Linked DNA regions of Homo sapiens: region 2 is linked to region 1. The links are chromatin loops, found by intact Hi-C in ENCODE. Cell type or tissue: heart right ventricle. All regions are shown on one strand.

Region 1 (8,000 bases):
TAGGTCAGAATTAGAAAACACAGAAATGAAATAGCAAAGCTACAAACAAAAGAAAAACAATCATTATAGAAATCAAAACTAAACTAGAATATAAGAGCAAATTAACCCAGCAGAAAATGGCTTAATAAAAAAGAAGGTGAAAGGAAGACCATTTAAACATTAAAAAGATGAAGAGATCAAAAGTATTAAAAGAAAGTGACCAACACTGAAGATAGACAAAGAAGGTCCAACATAAGGATAAATGGAGACCTTGAAGAAGACCAAAGCAAAGGGAACAGGGAAAATAGTACAAATTATAATTCAAAAATAACTTCCTGAAATCTGAAAAATTTGAAACCACATATGAAAACAGAACACTGTGAACCTGACAGCATCAACCTAGGGTAACAAATACCAAGGAATATTCTTGTAAAACTACTTGTACTTAGAAAAAAATCCTTTGGGCATCTAGGCAAAGAGCATGTTACTTACATGGGGAAAATCAAATTATTATCAGTCTCTGATGGCAATACTTTATGCCAGAAAAAAAAATAAAACAACATACTTGAGAGTAATTAATACCTTGGGGAAGAAAATATGAACAAGCCAATAATTTTATATTCAGCAAAATAGGCTTTCAAGTATAAAGGGCATAAATTATTACCAGCATGAAAGAGCTCATGGACTATTACTCTCATGAACCTTTCCTGAGGCACATGCTAGAGAATCAGCTTCACATATCCACATGACTAGAGGGTGACTGACCTAAGAACTTCTGGTAAGCATGAAGTATGTTCACTTACAGAACAAAGACTATGGTCAAGGCTTACAAGGAGAGCATATGGCATGTAACAGTTATAAACTGACAGCGTAGACACAGCACAACTATTTTTTCAAAAACGGGAGAATGCGGACAGCAAGTAAAAGTCATATGTAGTGGTAGCAGCATTACTATTAGAATATATTATTATCAAAATAGTGTTAGTAATACTATTAGTATTACTAACAGTATTAGCAATAGTAATTAGTAAATTAGTATTAGTTAATAGTAATAGTAATACTATTAGTATTACTAACAGTATTAGCAATAGTAATTAGTAATACTATTAGTATTACTAACAGTTATGAGTAATAGGTTGGATAAAGCCAGAAAGTAAATATATAATATTCGAATTCTATGATGTATCCTTAAGAACAAGGATTTGCAATGTGAAAGAAAGGAAATAGAGATGTAATACTAAATAGGTTTAGTTAAAAAAACAAACACTGTAGTCCACAGTTTAAGAATATCAATGTGAATTCGAAAGTGTAAATATAAATTTTCATATACACATTTTATGTTCAATAGGTATTTAAATTATATATGATGTAAAACATATAATGTTATATTATGTTATATAATATATATATAATGTTATATATATGTTTTTCCCCAAGCTCTGTCCACTGAAAAGGCCCAACCTAGTAACAATCAACCTAGCAGCAATGACCACTCCCAGTACCCAGACTGTGGTCTGAAAATATAATTTCCCACTTAAAGAATCCAGAACTCTTGGAGAAATGGCTGATACCAGGACTGGGGCAGAAAACAATTAAGATGAGCCTGGAACAACTTACTATACCAGTAGCTCTAAAAGACTACTATGGTCACGTCCACAGGACTAGAAGCCAAAGAAAGAGGTGTTCACAAAAGGAACATTCTGAGCTTTTAATAAGGTTAGGAATTGCAATGACTTGAAATCCATCAAACGTTTTTTTTTTTTTTTTTTGAGATAGTCTCGCTCTGTTGCCCAATCTGGAGGGCAGTGATACGATCTCAGCTCACTACAACCTCTGCTTCCTGGGTTCAAGCGATTCTCCTGCCTCAGCCTCCTGAGGAGCTGGGACTACAGCCGCATGTCACCACACCTGGCTAATTTTTGTATTTTTAGTAGGGATAGGGTTGCACCATGTGGGCCACGCTGGTCTTGAACTCCTGACCCTCAGGTGATCCACTTGCCTCGGCCTCCCAAAATGCTGGGATTATAGAAATGAGCCACCGTGCCTGGCCCCATCAAACATGTTTCAATTCATGAGTCCATAATAAAAACTATGGGTCACTTTCAGAAGATGTTCATGGTCTTAAAAACTGGTAAATAAATGGAGGGGAAAAATAATCAAGAATTTATCCTTTTATCTTTTCTTATATGTCACAAAAAAAGAGACAACTAGATATTTATGCCTCCTCAATGAAAGAACACAACACTATAAGGGCACAATTTACCAAAGAGATCAAGTCTGAGTAATTAATTACGCCTCTGAATCCAGCTGCAAATCTGAAGGAAACAGACAACAGGACTGTATGAATAAAATCCAAACTGTGGGAAACTCTCTAAGTCAAAAAGCTCAGATTGTTCAAAGATAAATTATATGGAAAAAAAAAGATGGTGGGGGGAACTGTAAATTAAGAATTTTAAGATGCATATCAAAAAACATAAGCAAATTAAACTATAATGTCTAGGAGTAGGCACTTAAGCCATAAAGATATATAAGTAAGTGATTAATGGCCGGGTGCAGTGGCTCACGCCTATAATATCAGCCCTTTGAGAGGCCAAGGTGGGTGGATAACTTGAGGTCAGGAGTTTGAGACCAGCTTGGCCAACATGGTGAAACCCTGTATCTGTGAAAAATACAAAAATTAGCTGGGTGTGGTGGTGCACATCTGTAGTCCCAAGCTACTTGGGTGGCTGAGACAAGAGAATCACTTGAACCCAGGAGGGGGAGGTTGCAGTGAGCCGAGGTTGCACCACTGCACTCCAGCCTGGGAAACAGAGCAGCAAGATCCTGCCAAAAAAAAAAAAAAAAAAAAAAAAGCATAAGTGACTAATTAAAAAACAGTCAGAATAACTGCTCCTTTTGGAGGGAGGGAGGTGTGATGGGGACAGAGCATGTGGAGGAAGGGGCTTCAGGGCCCCTTTAAGTTCTTGATGTGAGTAGTGGTTAAAAGGATATTCACCTGATAATTTACTATAGTGAAATATTTGTTTTGGGTAATTTTCTGCATTTGTGCTTTAAAGTAAAAAAGTAAAAACTGGCAGGTAATATTAGTGTGTAAACCACTCTGGGAGTAGATGAAGAGGGGGCAATGCTGAATGTTAATTACCCTCATTTATTGCACTTTTCATTAAAGGTCCTCCTTTGAGAGCCTCTTCTGTGTTGGAGCGGAAGAGAACTCTAGGGCTATGTGTTGGGGAGCAATCCTCTGGGAGAGGGGTGCTGCACTCAGCCATGTCCCGGAAAATCATCTCCTTCTCTTCCAACAAGAGTAGGATTTTTTGGTCCTTCTGGTGAAGTTGTTCTGCAGGAAGGAGAAAATGATCTGTGATTTGATTGGTGTTTAGTAATTACGAGAATGACTAAGACACGAGCACCACCTTGTGGTAATTTATGGAAAGTGACAAGACAGGACACCCTCCCCACCCACACTGCCTTTTCTTTTTCATCAAGACAGCAATATTGTTTCTGTTCTGTGATTTCTATCTGGAAAACCATTCTGGATCTTTCTGGCAAACCATGGAAATTGTGACATAACAAGTCTGCACTTTGCTTCCACTCCCGTGTCCCCTGTTTACTTCTCAGCCCACTACTCTCTAGCTTCTGTCCACTCTGCAACTGCTTTCCCAGCTCAACTTCATGACTGAATCCAATGAGGTCTTTTAGGTTGTTTTTTCCAGCATTGATGATTACTTCTTCCTTTAAAACATGTTTCCTTCTTTAGCTTTTAGGACACCAGTTCTCTTCCTACCATTCTTTCTCAGGACACTTTACAGATCTGCCATCTGCAATGGAATCTCTTATCTGGGCTCCTGTCTCAGCTCCATCCTGAGCTGTCTTCTTTTTTTTTTGTTTTTGTTTTTGTTTTTTGAGACGGAAAGTTTCGCTCCTATTGCCCAGACTGGAGTGCAATGGTGCACTCTTGGCTCACCGTAACCTCCACCTCCTGGGTTCAAGTGATTAAGCGATTCTCCTGCCTCAGCCTCCTAAGGAGCTGGGATTACAGGCATGTGCCACCACGCCTGGCTAATTTTGTATTTTTAGTAGAGATGGTGTTTCACCATGTTGGCCAGGCTGGTCTCGAACTCCAGACCTTGGGTGATCTGCCCGCCTTGGCCTCCCAAAGTGCTGGGATTACAGGTGTGAGCCACCGCACCTGGCCTGAGCTGTCTTCTTTACCTTACCCACTTTCCTCTTGAGGATCTCATTCATCCCCATGGCTTCAATGACCTTCTATATGCTGATAATTCATTAAACCATCAAAAACCCTCCCCTTTCTTAGCAGCAGACCATGGCGCCCACGTGGCCACCTCTACTGAGATGCCTTGTTCTCAGCACGTGAGAAACCAATCTTTTCTCCAGCCCACTACCTCCTCCCTTTAGTGTGGAATCTCTTTCTCAGTCAACAACTCTTCATCTTCCAGGTCACCTGATTTGGAAACCTGTGAGAGACTCTGTCTCCTTACTCTGTCCTACCACCAACCGACCAGACTCTTTTTTTTTGAGACAGAGTCTTGTTCAGCCACCCAGGCTGAAGTGAAGTGCAGTGGTGCTACCTCGGCTCACTGAAACCTCTACCTCCCTCTGCCTCCCGGGTTCAAGCGATTCTCCTGCCTCAGCCTCCTAAGTAGCTGGGATTACAGGCACGTGCCACCACGCCCAGCTAATTTTTGTATTTTTAGTAGAGATGGGGTTTCACCATGTTGGTCAGGCTGGTCTCGAACTCCTGACCTTGTGATCCGCCCGCCGTGGCCTCCCAAAGTGCTGGGATTACAGGCATGAGCCACCGAGCCTGGCCAACTGATCAGATTTTAATGACCTTATTTCTTACATCTCTTCCTTCTCCAGCTCATTCTCACTTAACCTATCCTAACAGTCTTCCAAATGGTCTTTGTACTTCCAGTGGCTTCCCATTCCCTCAAGCAACTCTCCTAACTATCTTCAACATGTTAAAAAAAAAAATTTTTTTTTTTAATTACATGAGTCCCTTGTTGCCTTTTAATACCTGGTGCATTTCCAGCTTAAGATCCCATCCCTTAGCCCTGACCCTCCAGACACACCGAACCTGTCATTCCTTGGCAGACATGTCAAGTCCTTTTTCACCTTTGCACATAACCACTCTTGTGTGCTGAGATAATTTTTTTCAGATGTAGCTCATGCACCAGCTTCTCTGTGAGACTTACTAGAGGCAGGATGAGCAGATCCCACACATGCTAATTGTGCCTGTGGTCTAATAAATCACTGTGTGGCCCATCATTGATGTATGTCTCCCCTGCTAGGGTGTGAGCTTCTCAAGGGCAAGGGCTCTTTTTAAGGAATCTTTGCATCTGTTGTACCTAGCAGTATGCCTAGCCAGGTACTTGACAAAATTTAAAGAAGGAAGATTTTTATCCTTGTCATCCTAATCATGGGCCAATAAATTTGCTATAACTCTGGCTCTGGTCTAAAGCTGTCCATATTTTTAATTTCCCCCTCAGTGAGACAGAATGCTATCATCTGTATGGCTTTAAGGCCTAACCAAACTCCTTAGGTGCTTACATTTATTTAACTCTAAGCCTTATTTCTATCCAAAGCATAGTCTTTACTTTGAAACATTCGATAAGCCACTGGCAAAGAGAAAAGAGCAACAGGCTTTGCTAAGACAGGGAATAGAATTCTGGCTTAGCCACTAACTACATACGTGAGTACCAGGCTTTGCTAAGACAGGGAATAGAATTCTGGCTTACCCACTAACTACACACGTTAACCCTGGGTAGCTTGTCCTCTGTGGGCCTCGACTGTCTCATCGGCACAATGGGGATTAGAATGCCTGTGTTGCAGGGATACTGACAAGACTACACAAAACAGTCAGCACTCAATAAATAAGGGTCAAACATAGATTGATACATACCCTGCTCCCAAAACTTCACCTCACAACTCATTTGTAAACATGCGGATAAGTGATAACGCTAGGGACTGGGGGAGGATTAAATCAGATTAACTGGAGAATTCTTTTCCCCAAATTCCTTTCTCTCCTTGTTTTAATCTTAGATGTGACTACAAATTTTGGCAAATTCGCCTGTGACAAAGTACAGAGAATGTCATGAGGTTTGAGAACACGGATCCTGAGTCAAGAGAATCAATATTCTCTTGATCCAGTACTGGAAACATCCTTGCAGCCATTCTTTACGAGGACCCATGTCAGCCTGGCCTTGGTTTCTCTTTTGTTAACAGCTATTCATTTTGCTGCTTTCAAGTGCCTGCTGGGGCAGCTTTAGAACTGAGGGCAAACCCGTACCTCTAAAATCCACCAGCAGTCTTCTGCAACTGCAGACATTCCAGACAAGGGGCTCAGACCACTCGCAATGCCTCACCTTTTAATTCTCGGGCTCTGGTGTCCAACATTTTCTTTTCTTCCTCATTCTCACTAGGAATTCCTTCATCTTCATCTCTGTTCCTAATACAACCCAAACAAGACAGAACAAAAAATTCCTAAGATGTCAATTACTCTGGTCACAGTCCAGCCTGTTATGAAATCACACAGAGACATCAGGAGGGCTGGGAAGGGTGGGGCCTGGTGGTTAACTTACAGGGTGTTGATTGTGTCCTGAATGATCTGAATCCAGCTGTTTCGTTCCTCTTTGGAGCTGGCATGGACTTCTACCATCTCTGGATCTGTCATCCCCATGCTGATCAGGAATAAACCTTTCTCCTCATGTGCCACTTCTCTCACAATCAGCTTCTTTAAAGAGATCACTGTTGACTTCTGGTCCTGGAAAAAGGGAAGAGGGCAAATAAAAGATACATATACAATATTCTAACTCTGAAGGACAGCTTCAATCTAAGGTAAGACCAGATGCTGTTAAAAAAGCACATAGTTTGAAAAACAAGGGCTACTTTAGGATAAAGAGAAGTATCTCCTTATTTCATTCAGATTTTAACAAAAAAAGATTTCAAAAGGGAAATAGTAATTTATGGCTCTAAAGGTTCCAGTCATGTTTTCCACACGATGAATCTTTCCAGGTTCCCCAAAGAATCCAGTCAGCAATATTATACATGAGCACCATTTATGGGCTCAAATGTGAGAAATGCTCCAGTGACCAGGTTTCTTCATAGATCAAATAGTCAGATGTCCAAGACACTAAAAGAAGACTGTGATGAAACAGAATAATAATTTTTTGGGAAGAGGGGATGCCAGAAAATTCTGAGGGCATGTGGGAAATTACTCAGAGGAATTTGTCCTGAGCCATTTAATTTTAAGAGGGCGGGGGAGAGCAATAACATAGTGCTTACATTCCATAACTAAACTAGCTGCTTATAATACTATTACAAAAATAACAATTCAGCTTACCAATGATGCAAAGATGTACTTCTGGTCTTTTTCTTGAAGGAAAACTAAAATGTCAGTGAGAAGAACTGCTTGAACCTCTGGAAAATGGAAATGGGAGAAGGGAAGATAAAACGATGACTACTTAATAGTTACCCACAGTCAGAAGGTTTTTTATTGAAGGGTGTTTCAGCAACACATACACCCCTATACGGGCAAACTATGATCTGAGATCACACTCCTCCAAAGCAACAGTTTTACAGTTCTCCAGGATTCAGATCTGGTCACCAGATTTTTAGCAGCATTTTAAAATGGGATTTATCACCAAAGCCTTGTTTTGGAAAAGTTTAAGTACTCAGTCCTAGAAAGATATATCCCATAAGACAAGATTTTAAGAATAAAATACTTTTAAGAATAAAGCTGAAAAGCTGGACTTGTACAGATGTTAAACAGCAACACATAGCAGGATACTCCAAAAAATACTCAGATTGCAATATTTTTCGACTTCTAATTACAGTAATGGGAAAGGTGTGGGGCAGGAGACAGGAATGCTGCCCAAAGATGAAGTATAGAAATATCTAAGTCTAATGAAAAGACGTCTTCCATGCCCTCAAAAGAACAAAGAGTGGCCACACAGGCAGGCGCCTTCCAGTCTTACAGGTACATGTGAATATAGGGCTCT
Region 2 (8,000 bases), 430 kb after region 1:
CCAGTGTTCTGGCTATTTAGAGCAGATAAGCACCTCTACTCATCTGCAGGAATGTTGATGTTCCAAGCAGAGAGGAATTGTGACTCTGTCTCTTGTGCAAGCCTGCACCTGGAGGGTGCTCCTCCAGTAGGGATGCAGTCACCCTGAAGTGTTCCAGAGAGGCTGTCTAGAGGTGCACCCACACTGAGTTCCCATGGGAAAAGCCCCAGCTGTGTTTGCAGTGGTGAATGAGGTAGAAAAGAAATCCCCCTCTCCAAGGCCCTTCACAAACACCAACACTGCCTGACTTGTCGGGGGAGAGCTACAGATTTTCCCTGCTGATCCCACCACTGCAATTGTGCCTCTGCTGAAGGAAACTTCCCACCAGCAGAAAGACCCGAGACTCAAGGCTTGCCACCTGGGTTCTTTTGTCCCACAGGGTGTTCCCTTGATGGGGTGCATTCCCCCTTCCTTTAGGAGTGGGAGGCCCTGAGAGCCAGACTACTGTGAATGCTGTTACTCCTCTGAGTCTAGCCACCCAATGCGGCTGCCACACTGTAGCCTGGTACTAGGGAATATCTGCAAGGGATCCAGATTTATGACCTGCTCTCAAGTCTCCCAGTAGCAGGTACCAGCACCAGCTCTAACAGGAGTGGCAGGGGAGTGACATAGACTCAGAGATTCCTTGGTTATAGAAAGTCTTCGTGTATTGGCTTCCTCAAATGCCCATTTGGGTAGTAATAAGTAGGTCACATGGGCAGATTCAGGACCTCCTGGTTAGCCAGAGTGGTGCAGGCAATGGTGATGGCTGGGTTCACACACAAGTTTTCTCCTTCCTGGGCACAGTGTTATTCTACCTGCAGATGCTGTAATGGACGGTGTGAGTTGGCCTCCAGCCAGGAAGTGATGCTTGCCAAAGAGCACCAGCTATAGCAGAAGTGATGGGATTTGTGCTTGCCTTATGCTACCCAGGGCTGGTACTTTGGATAATCAGGCAAGGGGTGGGGCCATAAAGCTCTGAAAAGTTTCTGTTTTTTGTGCTCCTAAAAGTTTCTGTCTTTCGTGTTAAGCTACCAGGGCAGGTGGTGGGCAAAGCAGGTGGGGGCTGGGTCAGGCAGGTCCATGTTTTGACTCTTCACATGTGGTGCTAGCAGTGGCCCCTGTGGGAGTTGTGGAGGTGGTTCTTTGGCCATTGGGATCATGTTCCAGAGAGGAGCATAACTGCATCTGCTGCATAGAAGAGTTCACGTAGGGAGTGGGGAGTAACAGGCAGCAGTAAGCCCCACCCAGCTCCCGTGCACTTGGCAAGGCAGATCTCTTACCTGCAGTATTCTGCTAGCAGCAGCCAGCTAAGTTCCTGGCCATCTATGCTTAGAACTCAAAACTTCCTTGGGCCATAAGCCTTCCCCTGTGGAGACAAGAACCATGGCTTTCAGGCCATGCCCCTGCCAGTCTGCCTGCACAGCCGGGGCACCCGGCTCATTTGCTCATGCCTGCAGCACACTTCCCATTCGCTCCCGGGTTCTGGCCAAGGGAGTTCTTCCCCACTCGAGGTTATATCGTGAAATTCAGTTGGGAGCTTCTTTTAATTAACTCAGGCAATGGCTGCTGCCTGAGTAAGTTGGCAGACTTTTGTGAGGTCTCCTGTGTGGCAGAATAAGGAATGGCTTCCCTTGGTCGATGCTGGAGACTGGGAGTGCATGCAGAGTTCTTCCTGCTGCCGTTTGTGCTTTAATATTCCTCTCCACTCTCAAAATCAGTTCCAGTGTTGGTTAAGGCCTTTCCCTGTGGCCTAGATTACCAGGTTCCCTGGTGGGGGTGTATACCCTGGAGGCAGTCACTTCCCCTCTCACATTCTGGGGACTTACAGTTTTTTTTTTTGTTGTTGTTGTTGTTTTGTTTTGTTTTTAACCTGGCTGGTGCCATAGGCTGCAGCCTGCTACTTTAAAAAAATAATCTGTGGGCCAGGTGTGGTGGCTTATGCCTGTAATCCCAGCACTTTGGGAGCCCAAGGCAGGTGGATCACTTGAGGTCAGGAATTTGAGACCAGCCTGGGCAACATGGTGAAACCCCGTCTCTACTAAAAATACAAAAATTAACTGGTGGTGATGCATGTCTGTAGTCCCAGCCACTCGGAAGGCTGAGGCAGGAGAATTGCTTGAACCCGGGAGGCGGAGTTGCAGTGAACTGAGATTGTGCCACTCCACTCCAGCCTGGGTGACAGAGTGAGACTCCATCTCAGACAAATAAAATAAAAATAATCTGTGGATTTTAGTTTTCCTGTTTAGTTCCTGCAGTGTTCCTTGGGAATAAAGTCACAGGGTGAATATATACAGGCTATTTTGTCTTTCCAAGTGGGAGTGACATGTGAACACTACCTCCAATCTGTCATCTTGGAGAATAAAAGCAATCCTAAAGACTACCTAGATGTTGAGACTATCTGGGAACTTAAAATAACTATGATTAATATGTTAAAGGCTCCATTGGAAAATGGAAACAACATGTATGAATAGACGGATTTCAGTAGAGAGATAAAATATATGAAAGAGTCAAATTTAATTGATAGAAATAAAAAACAAGGTAACAGATATGAATTATGTCAATGAGCAGTTCAGGAGACTTTACATTGCTGAGGAAAGAATATATGAACCTGAAGACAGGTCGTTAAAAATTATGCAAACCAAAACCCAAAGAGAAAAAAAAGTAAAAACCCCAGAGCACCCAAAAGCTGTGAGACAATATCGAATGGTCTAACATAAGTGTAATTAGAGTACCAGAAGAAGAAGAGAGAAACAGTGAGGTAGGAGACATAAACTATATTACTCACCCCATTTTTTCTTCTTAAAGCTAACCACTTATCCTAAAGTGAGTGTGTATTACTTCCATCCTGTTTTAATACTTTTTAGTATAGCTAAATGTACCACCAAATATGTGTATATGTTCAGACCTGAATGGATTTGAAACAATGGAGTTGCTTTTGTTTTTAAATGTATATAAATGGCATCATGTATCGTTTTTGTAATTTACTTTTTTAAATTAAAAATGAACATTCATTAAGTTTTACTGGATAGTATCCCATTATATAGTTTACTTATTCCCCAAATGATAGAAAAACTGGTTTATTTTAGTTTTTACTATTATAAAATTATATATATAATATAATAATACATAATATATTATTATATATATAATATAATAATATATAATATATTATTATATATATAATATAATAATATATAATATATTATTATATATATAATATAATAATATATAATATATTATTATATATATAATATAATAATATATAATATATTATTATATATAATTAGTTTTTACTAATATAAAATTATTGCAATTCTGCAATAAATATATTTACACATGACATTGTGAACATGTGAATTTCATAATGTATTCCGCAGTGTGCAATTCTGAGTTGAGAAAAAGCAGTTTTTTTTTTTTTAGAAGAGTCTCGCTCTGTCACCCAGGCTGGAGTGCAGTGGTGTCATCTCAGATCACTGCAACCTCCACCTCCCTTCAAGTAATTCTCCTGCCTCACCCTCCCAAGTAGCTGGGATTATTGGTGCCCACCACTATACCTGGCTAATTTTTGTATTTTTAGTAGAGATGGGGTCTCACCAGGTTGGCCAGGCTGCTCTCGAACTCCTGACCTCAGCTGATCTGTCTCTGCCTCCCAGAGTCCTGAGATTATAGGCATGACCACCGCGCCCCACAAGAAAAAGCAATTTTCAATATTACTATGGCCAAATTGTTCATTAAAGTGGTTAAACTGATTTACACCTCCACTAGCAGTGAATAATATTTCTAATTCTTGACATTTTCATAAACACTTAGTATTATCAGACTCTTAATTGCTGCCAAATTATAGGTGTAAAATTATTGTTGTTTTAATTTGCATTTTCCCTGAACATCTTTTTTTTTTTTTTTTTTTGAGACAGTCTTGCTCTGTCACTCACGTCGGACTGCAGTGGTGCCATCTTGGCTCACTGCAACCTCCACCTCTTGGGTTCAAGCAATTCTCATGCCTCATCCTCCCAAGAAGCTGAGATTACAGGCATCCGCCACCACACCTGGCTAATTTCTTTTATATTTTTAGTAGAGACAGGGTTTTGCCATGTTGGCCAGGCTGGTCTCGAACTCCTGGCCTCAAGTGATCTGCTCACCTTGACCTCCCAAAGTGCTGAGATTATAGGCATGAGCCACTGTGTCCAGCCCTGAATATCTTTTTGTACCTTTATTGGACATTTATGTTTCTGTTTATGTAAATTCCATGATCATATTATTTGCCCATTTTTAATGGCATTGTTTGTCTTTTTCCTATTATTTTGCAAGATACCTTTATCCCAGTTGATTAGTCTTTGTTTATTATATGCTTATCTGTGGCTGGCCTTTTATTTTTGTTATGAGCTCCTTTTTATACAGATATTAGAATTTTAATTTGTAAAATTTAACAATTGTTCTCTTTGTGTTTTTGCTGCCTTATGAAGTGCTTTTTTACTGTAATATCATAAAATTACATTTTCCTCTATTTTCTTCCCAAGTGCTAGAAATATTGTTTTTCACATTTGCAAGTTGTTATATGTGAGATAGGGTCTCATTTATCATTTTCTTCATGAAGCCAATTGTCCTGGTACTATATTTTTAATTATGCTTTCTTTCCCCAGTGTTTTCAAATATCACTGTTGTCAAGTTTCAAGTTGCCACTTATATGTGGGTGGGTCTGCTTTTAGGCTTCTTATTCTGTTCTCTTGGCCTGTTTTTCTGTCTTGGTGCCTCTTCTATTTTCTTCACTTAACATTATTTCATGGGAATATATGAGGAAATTTAGAGGTGGCCAACAGTGTCTGGACCACTGAGAGAACAGCTGTAAGAACTAGAGTGTTTATTTTTCTTCCTTTTGGGGCTTTATTTTTAATTGACAAATGATAATTGTATATATTTGTAGGGTATAATGTGATATGTCAATACATGTATGCGTTGTGGAATGAGCAAATCAGGCTAATTTTGAGGAATTATGATTCTTGATGAGCTTACTGGGCATAGACTGGAGAACCAGTGACTACTCCAAAACCCTCTGGATCACTGCTCTCATTAAATATGATGAGCAAGCCACATGGCTGGCGCTGTAAGTGTGATGACAGGCTTTGGGGAAAAGGAAAGGGGAACTTCAGCCTGTTCTCGTCCCATATTCTTTCACCTGAAAGTTTATTTGAATTATTGAAATTCTTACCATAGCTTAGATTATTAAAAATTAAACCTTCTGGTGGAAGAGGCAACATACTTACGTACCAGAGTAGGGAATTGTTTTAAAGAAACACAAATGTTCCCCGCTTTTTTCTCATAAGGTAATAAAAAGTGAAGGTGGAAGAAATCTTTGAGATCCTCTAGTACAGGTCGCCCAGATGGAATTTTAAGAAGTTTGTTATACTGATGTACTGTGTTCTTAGGACAGTTGTGGAGGAAGAGCAAGAGTCATTTTAAGTCAGAAGAAAGTGATTTCACTAATACTCCCTGGCTCGCTTGACATTTGTCTTCTGAAGTTGGAGGGTCTAGGGCAGCTCTATGACTCATACCTGAAAAGTCTAAAATCAGGAGGCCATGGTTGGAGATGTTCCTGCCTGGCAGCAGAGTGACAGGTGATGGCTGTACCCTGAGCCACACTTTCACTAATAATGGGCAAAGATGCCTGTTTTTAGAGCTGTGGAAAGGAAGATTTGAACTGGAATAAATTTATATTATTCATATTACATTGGACTAGTCCCAAATTGTGTAATTATTAGGTTATTTGAAATTTTATGCAGGAATAGGGAAGAAACTGCAGAGAAAGTTTGAAGGGGTGGGGAGAAATAATCAAGTTAGTTTTTTTTTCTTATACTCCTTTGGGTCCTGCTTAATGAAAACACTAGTTAAAAATGAATCTTCAGGTCAGGTGCAGTTGTTCACACCTGTGATCCCAGCACTTTGGGAGGCCAAGGCGGGTGGATCACCTGAGGCCAGGAGTTCGAGACAAGACTGGCCAACACAGTGAAAATTCGTCTCTATTAAAAATACAAAAATTAGCCAGGCATGGTAGTGCGCACCTGTAATCCTAGCTACTCAGGAGGCTGAGGCAGGAGAATGGCTTGAATCCAGGAGGTGGAGGTCCCAGTGAGCAGAGATCCTGCCACTGCACTCCAGCCTGGGCAACAAAGCGAGACTCCATCTCAAAAAAAAAAATGTATATATGTATATGTGTGTGTATATATATGCATATGTATGTGTGTGTGTGTGTGTATAATATATATATTATATATATATATATATGAATCTTCAGATTGGGGGATCATAACAAGTCACAACTAAGATAAAATAAACATTAGGTAAAGTCACAAAGAGAATATATTTTTTAAATTCCTGCCTGCCCCTCCCAACCCCTCTGAGAATATCATGTGACTCTAAATGTGTGATACTCTGAGGATCCAACATCACCTGTGTGATATTCTGGGCAAAAATGAATAACCGGAATCTAATAAAGAAATATCAGACAAACAAAATGAGAAACATTGTATTTAAAAATTTGGGGGAAAGGAGTATAATAAAACTGTCCATGTAATAAAAGGCAAAAGCTACATAAATAGTCCAGATTCAGGAAGGCTTAAAATATATAACAACTAAATGCAATGCCTGAGAAGAGACTGGGTTGTGTACTTGAGGTGGGGAGATGGGGGAAGAATGTAATAAAGGACATTACCAGGCCAGCTGATGAAACCAGGAGAAGAATGGAAGATTAATAAAAATGTATCATTGTTAAATTTATTAAAGTTGATAACTGAGCTGAGGGTTATACAAGAGAGTGTCTGTACTCTTAAGAAATGCACACTGAAGTATTTAGGGGTAAAGAGCACAGTATGCATACCATATCCTCAAGTGGTTCAGAAATAATTTTTTTTTTTTTTGAGATAGAGTGTTGCTCTTGTTGCCCAGGCTGGAGTGTAGTGGTGCAATCTAGGCTCACTGCAACCTCTGCCTCCCAGGTTCAAGCGATTCTCCTGCCTCAGCCTCCCGAGTAGCTGTGATTACAGGCGCTGGCCACCATGCCCCGCTGATTTTTTGTGTTTTTAGTAGAGACGGGGTTTCACCGTGTTAGTCAGGCTGGTCGTGAACTCCTGACCTCAAATGATCCACCTGCCTCAGCCTCCCAAAGCGATAGTACTACAGTCATGAGCTACCGTGCCCAGCTGCAGAACTATAACATTTTAATATCCTAATATTTTCTTTGTAATTCATGCATGTTAAAATGTTAAGATTATTTTTATTTTTAAATTTGTGTTATTATTTATTTATTTATTTATTTAGAGATAGGGTCTTAATCTGTTGCCCAGGCTGGAGTGCAGTGGTGAGATTTTGGCTCACTGCAGCCTGTAAGGCTTAAGAGATCCTCCTGCCTCAGCCTCCTGAGTAGCTGGGACTACAGGTGTGCACCATCACACCTAGCTAATTTTTGTGGTTTGTTTTTTTTTTTTTTTTTGTAGAGATGGTGTTTTGTCATGTTGCTCACACTGGTCTCGAACTCCTGGGCTCAAACCATCTGGCCACCTCAGCCTCCCAAAGTGCTGGGTTTATAGGCATGAGCCACCAAGCCCATTCTAAAATTTAAGATAAGAAAAAAAAAATCTATAACTTCTTAAATGGTTAGGGGAAAAGAGAGGGAATAAAGAAAACAAGATACCCTCCCTTTTCCAAAAAAGGGCAAGGAAACGAAAAGCATAAAAGTAGAAATACACAAAATAAATAGTGAAAATATATTTCACTATATTGCCAATCGCAGGGAATATAAGTATGTATAAAATATAAAACCATATAGAAGTCAAAACAAACTAATCAGATCTATATGTATCAACACAAACAAGTCTCAGACACATTGTACTGCGTTTATAAAATAAGATCCAAAAAGATATCATAGTAAGGGACCCGTTTGTAAATTTAAAAAATGACATAAAACAACGTTGTATATTGTTTATAGA

The links. A loop is a pair of places that touch in the nucleus more often than their neighbours do. Peaks named below come from ENCODE experiments on the same cell type or tissue, not always from the same donor. Only the 100,000 strongest peaks of a DNase experiment are listed, where the experiment ranks them.
Region 2: it touches region 1 in a loop (2.7-fold over the local background); 15 of 110 quality-filtered maps call a loop at or near these places.

The regions. Positions count from the first base shown.
Region 1 is chr15:85,725,829-85,733,828 of GRCh38, reverse strand. AKAP13 (A-kinase anchoring protein 13) reads right to left here. Exons shown (of 37, transcript NM_007200.5): 27 at 7,343-7,419; 28 at 6,582-6,763; 29 at 6,366-6,448; 30 at 3,122-3,316. Among named protein-coding and RNA genes, the nearest start is that of LINC02883, 29 kb to the left of the region's middle. RefSeq lists an enhancer at 6,263-7,462. In heart right ventricle, CTCF peaks have their summits at 3,198 and 3,398 (motif pointing left); no DNase peak of the experiment used is centred here; H3K27ac peaks cover 5,507 bases.
Region 2 is chr15:85,300,014-85,308,013 of GRCh38, reverse strand. No RefSeq gene overlaps it. Among named protein-coding and RNA genes, the nearest start is that of MIR7706, 77 kb to the left of the region's middle. RefSeq lists an enhancer at 5,409-5,488. In heart right ventricle, no CTCF peak of the experiment used is centred here; no DNase peak of the experiment used is centred here.